2 separate regions of the Homo sapiens genome follow, and region 2 is linked to region 1. The links are chromatin contacts, found by Hi-C or POLR2A ChIA-PET in ENCODE. All regions are on one chromosome and are shown on one strand. The core of a region is the stretch at or near the end of the contact, and the rest is flanking DNA. Distances in the headings are between cores, read along the strand shown.

Region 1 (3,568 bases), core at 590-3,089:
AGGTGAGCTATAAAAACATAGTTCCGAACAGTTAAAATAGAGGTATGTGAGAGACAGAGCTGCCTTGGGTTACTAGCAGTGTGGGCATACTTCACTATTGATGTTAAACTGGAATTTGCTTATTTCGTGGTCATGGTATCTGCAACTTTCCTTCCAAGTTCAGGCTGACTCTTCAGAGAATGCACAACATTGGCTGCTCTGAGTGTCCGTCCCTGCCATTAAATAAGAAAATTGCTTAAAATGGTATGAGCCTCACTGTGATCAGGGAGGAGCACATGTGACAGGGATGTCTTTTTGGAGAACAGCTCTCACTCTGTAGCAGCCAGCCAGAGGCAAGCGGCTTCGGTGGTCTTTGTCGACATTATTGAGCCTATTGCAAAACACCTGAATTATCCTATGTCTTTTTGCCTAGGGTTTGGCAAGGCAGGTAGGAGCAGTCCCCAGAGAGCTGGGTGGCCAGGATGCAGTGGTCCATGGCCTTATCTCCATAAAGCCTTCCACATGTCTGCCGTCTTTACTGCTGTTGCAGGCTTTTGCATAAGACTGGCTTTTTCCTCTGCTTTTTTTTTTTTTTTTTTTTTTTTGGAAAGGGAGTCTCGCTCTGTCACCCAGGCTGGAGTGCAGTGGTGCCATCTCGGGTCATTGCAACCTCCGCCAACCGGGTTCAAGCGAGTCTCCTGCCTCAGCCTCCCTAGTAGCTGGGACTACAGGCGCCCACCACCACGCCCGGCTAATTTTTGTATTTTTAGTAGAGACTGGGTTTCACCATATTGGCCAGGCTGGCCTCGAACTCCTGACCTTGTGATCCACCCACCTCGGCCTCCCAAAGTGTTGGGATTACAGGCGTGAGCCACTGCACCCAACCTTTCCTCTGCTTTTTTATGTTTGGGATGTTTAAGTTTTAGTCCCTACAGAATTTTGACCACTTCCAGTCCTTGAAGAGGGACAGGATGTGCTCTCAAAGAAGGAGCCCTCAGGATCAGTACTGAGTTCTCTAAACATCCATCCGAAGCAAGCACAGACAGAATCTGTCTGTTCCAGGCAATGGTGAAGTTCACAGCAGAACCAGAGGAACAGTTGAAGCACAGCCCCAAAATAGAACGAACTCTAGCCCGTCCGCAAGAGTGATAAGAAATCGCAGTGTGGGCCCACGCGCGCCGCACGGCCGGGTCGCCGCCGTACCGTGGTGTACGTGCAGAATGCGCAGAGCGAGCGGCACCCGCTTACCCTGCGCTCCTCCGCAGCCTGGGCCGGGCCGCCCGGGACGCTGAGGCGGTGGCGGCAGCCGAGGGGGCCGGTCTTGCGCTCCGCAGGCTCGCGCGCCCGAGCCCGGGTTGCCGTTCGCCGCACAGGCCGCGTTCTCTCAGCCCACGGCGGCGATTAGGCGCTGAGGCGGCCGCCTGCGCTGCGCCGGAGCCTAGGACTCGGAAGCGACCCGGCCGAGGGCCCTGGGTGCCAGCCTCCTTGAGTCAAGGGTAGCGGGTGCATGGCGCAGTGACGGCCCCTATCTCTCTCTCCGCTCCCCAGCCTCGGGCGAGGCCGTCCGGCCGCACCCCTCCTGCTCAGCTGCGGTCGCCATGGCCAATGACAGCTGCGGGCCCGGCGAGCCGAGCTCGAGCGAGCGAGACCGGCAGTACTGCGAGCTGTGCGGGAAGATGGAGAACCTGCTGCGCTGCAGCCGCAGCTCCTTCTGCTGCAAGGAGCGCCAGCGCCAGGACTGGAAGAAGCACAAGCTCGTGTGCCAGGGCAGCGAGGGCGCCCTCGGCCACGGAGGGGGCCCTCACCAGGACTCCGGCCCCGCGCCGCCCGCTGCAGCGCCGCCGTCCAGGGACCGGGCCCTGGAGGCCAGGAAGGCAGCGAGGCGCCGGGACAGCGCCTCCGGGGACGCAGCCAAGGCAAAGGCCAAGTCCGCGGCCGACCCCGCGGCGGCCGCGTCCCCGCCTCGCGCGTCCCCGGGCCGGACAAAAGCCATGGCTGCTTGTTATCCGGTCAATGGAACGGGTTATGTACGTCATGTTGATAATCCAAATGGAGACGGAAGACGTGTGAAATGTATTACATTACGTTAAAGAACGGGATGCCAAGGTAAGTGGAGGTATACTTCGAATTTTTCTAGAAGGTAAAGCCTAGTTTGCTGACATTGAACCCAAATTTGATAGACTGCTGTTTTTCTGGTCTGACCATCGCAACCCTCATGAAGTACAACCAGCATATGCTACAAAGTACGCAATAACTGTTTGGTATTTGATGCAGATGAGAGAGCACGAGCTAAAGTAAAATATCTAACAGGTGAAAAAGGTGTGAGGATTGAACTCAATAAACCTTCAGATTCAGTCAGTAAAGACGTCTTATAGAGCCTTTGATCCAGCAATACCCCACTTCACCTACAATAATTGTTGACGCTATTTGTTAATTTGTGAATACGAATAAATGGGATAAAGAAAAATAGACAACCAGTTCGCATTTTAGTAAGGAAACAAACAACTTTGTGTGTTGCATCAAACAGAAGATTCTGACTGCTGTGACTTTGTACCGCATGATCAACTTAGAATCTGTGATTGCTTACAGGAAGAAGATAAGCTACTAATAGAAAATGTTTTTACCTCTGGATATGAAATAAGTGCCCTGTGTAGAATTTTTTTCATTCTTATATTTTGCCAGATCTGTTACGTAGCTGAGTTAATTTCATCTCTACTTTTTTAATATATGTCAAGTTTGAATTGGAATAATTTTTCTATGATTAGGTACAATTTATCAAAACTGAATTGAGAAAAAATTACAGTATTTCTCAAAATAACGTCAATCTATTTTTGTAAACCTCTTCATACTATTAAATTTTGCCCTAAAAGACCTCTTAATAATGATTGTTGCCAGTGACTGATTAATTTTATTTTACTTAAAATAAGAAAAGGAGCACTTTAATTACAACTGAAAAATCAGATTGTTTTGCAGTCCTTCCTATCTTACACTAATTTGAACTCTTAAAGATTGCTGCTTTTTTTTGATATTGTCAATAATGAAACCCAATTGTAAAACAGTCACCATTTACTACCAGTAACTTTTAGTTAATGTCTTACAAGGAAAAAGACACAATAAGAAGAGTTTAATTTTTTTTTTTTTTTTGAGTCTTGCTCTGTTACCCAGGCTGGAGTGCAGTGGTGCATTCTCAGCTCACTGCAACCCCACTGTCTCCCAGGTTCAAGCAATCCTCCCGCCTCAGCCTCACAACTAGCTGGGACTACAGGCACATACCACCATGCCTGGCTAATTTTTGTATTTTTAGTAGAGACTGGGTTTCACCATGTTGCCTAGGCTGGGGTTTAAGTTAAATTTTTTTAAAAACTAAAGTGACTGGCACTAAGTGAACTTGAGATTATCCTCAGCTTCAAGTTCCTAAGATAAGGGCTTTCTTAAGCTTTCAGATACATGTATCCTCTAGATGTAGACAATAATGTCCCATTTCTAAGTCTTTTCCTTTGCTTCTCCTTAAGTTGATTGTACTTCCAAATTTGCTGTTATTTTTTTTCCTAATACTGTGATTTATTTGATCTACAGACAGGAACCTTGT
Region 2 (3,512 bases), core at 101-2,600, 130 kb after region 1:
CTCTCACTTCAGAACTGAGAATATATTCACTCTTCTGATGTCATATGAGGAGCCCTGGTTGAGAAAGAGAATAAGTATGACTTTTATGAATCTGTCTCTGTATGTCTGTCTCCTTCCAGTGGATTATCAGCTCTACATGGGCAGGAATTTCATTTGTTCTGTTCACTGTGGTGTCCACTGTGGTATCCACAGTGACTAGAACAAGGCCTGGCACACAGTAATGGTGCTCAATATTATTGAATGAATGAAAGTACATGCGTGCATGTCTGCGGTGTGTGTGTGGTGTAGAGATAGGGTAGCAAAGGGCAGTGTAGCTAGCAGCTGGAGTAGGAGAGAAGGAGTGTGGTTGGGTGGAAGAGAGGAGGATGAAGAGGATGCTCTCAGTAGGAACGGAGTTCAGAGACATGGTCCAGTCTGTTCCAGTCTCTATACCCCATCTCTTACTGGTGCTGTTCAGCAGGGAGGCAGTGAGTTGGTGCTGCAAGACCAGTGAGGGGCAGCTGCTGAAAAACACAGTAGCCCTGGTCTTAGGCCTAGATTATGGAGGTTTTTGAAAGCCTGGCCCAGGGCTTGGACCTAATATGGTAGGCTACAGGAAGAAGTTTTTTTTTTTTTAGGACAGAGTTTCCCTCTTGTTGCCCAGATTGGGGTGCAATGGCACAATCTTGGCTCACTGCAACCTCCATCTCCCGGATTCAAGCAATTCTCTTGCCTCAGCCTCCTAAGTAGCTGAGATTACAGGCATGCGTCACCACACCTGGCTAATTTTTTTGTATTTTTAGTAGAGATGGGGTTTCGCCATGTTGGCCAGGCCAGTCTCAAACTCCTGACCTCAGGTGATCCACCCACCTTGGCCTCCCAAAGTGCTGAGATTACAGGCATGAACCACCATGCCCGGCCCAGGGAGTTTTTGAGCAGAGTAAGTGACCTGATAAAAATGGTGTTTGGGAAGGATTAGTCTTAAAGAAATTTGCAGGATGACCAAGTAGGGAAAGACCAGAGAGGGCAAGGAAAGAGCAAGGACCAGGGGGTCGGCAGACATGGGATGGAGCAGATGACATCAGTGAGACTTGGTAATGGCGGGATGCTCCCCAACTGCTGTGTGGCTGCCTTGACAAAGGCTTCCAGTGCTTCCAATGTGGTAGAGTTTAAAGTGTTGTCAGTGGTTTCAAGTGAGTTTTGGAAGCAGGTGGGGTGTAAGTAGGAGAAAGGAAAAGGAAGGGTCATCCTCAGGTTGCTGAAGGTGTTCATCAGGTTGAGGGGTCTGGGGGTAAGCAGGCAATAGTATCCCAGATGGCACCTTCACCTCACGGGCTGTAATCCCAGGAGAGGAGCCTGTCTGTTCTTTCTGGTCTGCTGAAAACTCTTCCTGTCTGAGTACAGCTGTCAGTGCTCTCAGGCTTTCTTCTGAATCTGCACATATGCTAAGATGATATCTGAAAGCCATTTGTTCCATCACCTTTCAAGTTCATTTTCTGTTTCCGTATGTTTATTTCTCAGAACAAATTGTCTTTGACGAACAAACCCATTGGATTGGATTAATTGTCTAGAAATACTTATTTCTGAAAGTATTTCTGAATGGTTTCTGTTTCATTAGGCTTCTATCCTGTTTTTGATAAGGGTTGTGCCAAGATGAGATCAGTGAAGAAGTGTTTTTGGTATAATCAACCAAACGGCTGCTTCTTTATGATCTTTTGGTATGAGTCATATTTTGAGATTTGTGTTCCTGATGTGTTCATTTAGAGTATATATGTGATGGTCTGCTATGTGCCAGGCACTATTCTAGGCACTGGGAATATAACAAGGAACAAAATAAACACAAATCTTACTCTTATAGGGCTCATTCTGGTTTGTATGCATTTATAGATAATAAGTAAGATAAAATATAAGAGATGGTGAAAAGTGTTATGGAGAAAAATGAAGCAGGCTTGGTGGATGAGGGGTTTGGTGGGGAGGAAGGTCTTCTATTTTAAATTGAGAAGTCAGAGAAATCTCATGGATTAAATGGCCTTTGAGCGGAGGTCTGAAGGAAGTGAGAGAGGGAGCCACGCAGATATCTGAGAAAAGAGCAATCAGATTGGAGAAAAGAGCAAGTGCAAAAGCCCTTCAGGCTGGGGAGGGTTTAAGGAACCCATGGGGGAAGGTACGGATTTTGGGGATCCTATGGTGGCTCCACCTCTGTAATTTCTGGTTTAATTGGTCTGAGCTGGGGTTAGGCATTAGGATCGCTCCAGGTCTAAGAAGCACTGGTCTGAGGGTTAAATAAGCCTTATCCCCTGTATTTGGTGGAGAGATTTGAAGGGTAACTGTGAGTAGGAGACTTCAGCTGCTCTGATGGGAAGGGCAAGCAAGGGCCCCCTGACCTTGCCAGGAATAACAGGAATCTTCCACAGTAATAAAAACTCTTCAGTTTATGTCCCTTTTCTTATTTGATTACCTCACCTCTCTGGGCCTCAGTTTCCTTGCTTGTAGAGTAAGTGGTTTAAATTTAATGGTTTTCTAGAATCTCTTTGGCTCCGATAGTCCTGAATCTTTCTAGTGTTGGAAGAAGCTCTAATCTAGAACAGTGTTCTAGAGCAATGTTGTCTAATCTTGGTCTTATAACACTCTAAGTTGTGTCATCATTATGGCAAGGGCTGTGGTGAATGTCTCAATACCAAATTGAAGGAAAATTTGTGCCCTATTCAGTAGCACCTTGGGAAGATGAGTGTGTTGGGAAACTTGAAATGTGAAAACTGACCTGCTGGTTTGGAGTCCAAAGTACAGGGGCAGCTTGGTCCTTGGGGGCAGGCAGGAGCCTGAGTGCCAGTCTTAGTTCACTCACTGGTGAGTTCCTTGTGCAGTGTGAAGAGTGTGTTATAAACTGTAAGATTCCTACACATCCAAGCATGCGTGTGTGATTAGGGTGACCTGGGAGAAGCAGCCAGCCTGGAAGTGAAGCCTGACACTCAGGTTTGTTAGCCATTCTGCATCCAAACTGCATGATTGCGCATGTGAGAGAGACTGTCTGGATAACCCAACAGAAACTGGTGGCCAGAGGAACCAAGGTTAATCTGGAGTAAATAACCTAGTATACTCATTGGAGCACCTCCCAATTTATTTACTATTGGACAGCAGACCTAAGACACCCCTTGGCCCCTGATCTCTAACTTTTGTCCTCATTTGGACAGCACAGTGTCTGCTTGTTAGTTTATGTTTTGAAATGTGAAAGCCCAAATAAGAAAAGGAAAAACTTCAGGAAAGTTTTCTCTAGTTTCTTTCTGTAGAATTGAGATAATTAGTTTCTTTCCCTTCCCTTCTACATTTTTACATTAATATTGTCTGTATTACTATTTAGAATCCAAACTAAATGTTGGTCTGTCAAAACTGGACAAAAATGAAGTCAAGCGAGGGAATGCAGGATTAGAGTGAGAATGGGCAGAACGAGAAATTCAGGGAATGAGTCCTTTTATTAGGTAACTTGTGGGTATATGTAGTTGATGGGCCGTTAACCAGTGTTTCTCAACGCTAGT

What was found. A loop is a pair of places that touch in the nucleus more often than their neighbours do. ChIA-PET counts read pairs that join two places held with the same protein, here RNA polymerase II (POLR2A). Pooled maps may share reads with other maps.
Region 2: a loop to region 1 is called in a pooled map, with 4 times the contacts of the local background. The contact joins two enhancer-like sites. A Hi-C loop is called at or near these places in 3 of 37 single-sample maps with no recorded cell type and 7 of 50 pooled maps. POLR2A ChIA-PET finds 5 or more read pairs at or near these places in 10 of 52 experiments (A549, MCF 10A, OCI-LY7 and 6 more).

Annotation. Positions count from the first base shown.
Region 1 is chr15:84,632,297-84,635,864 of GRCh38, forward strand. It overlaps the pseudogene SCAND2P and the pseudogene EGLN1P1. Among named protein-coding and RNA genes, the nearest start is that of WDR73, 20 kb to the right of the region's middle. RefSeq lists silencers at 1,092-1,441, 1,912-1,991. Within about 2 kb of position 1,840, at least 6 of the 41 ENCODE cell types and tissues checked have a DNase peak (open chromatin) inside an H3K27ac peak, as active enhancers do.
Region 2 is chr15:84,760,366-84,763,877 of GRCh38, forward strand. The region is part of intron 1 of ZNF592 (zinc finger protein 592); the gene reads left to right. Among named protein-coding and RNA genes, the nearest start is that of ZNF592, 14 kb to the left of the region's middle. RefSeq lists an enhancer at 249-750. Within about 2 kb of position 1,351, at least 3 of the 41 ENCODE cell types and tissues checked have a DNase peak (open chromatin) inside an H3K27ac peak, as active enhancers do.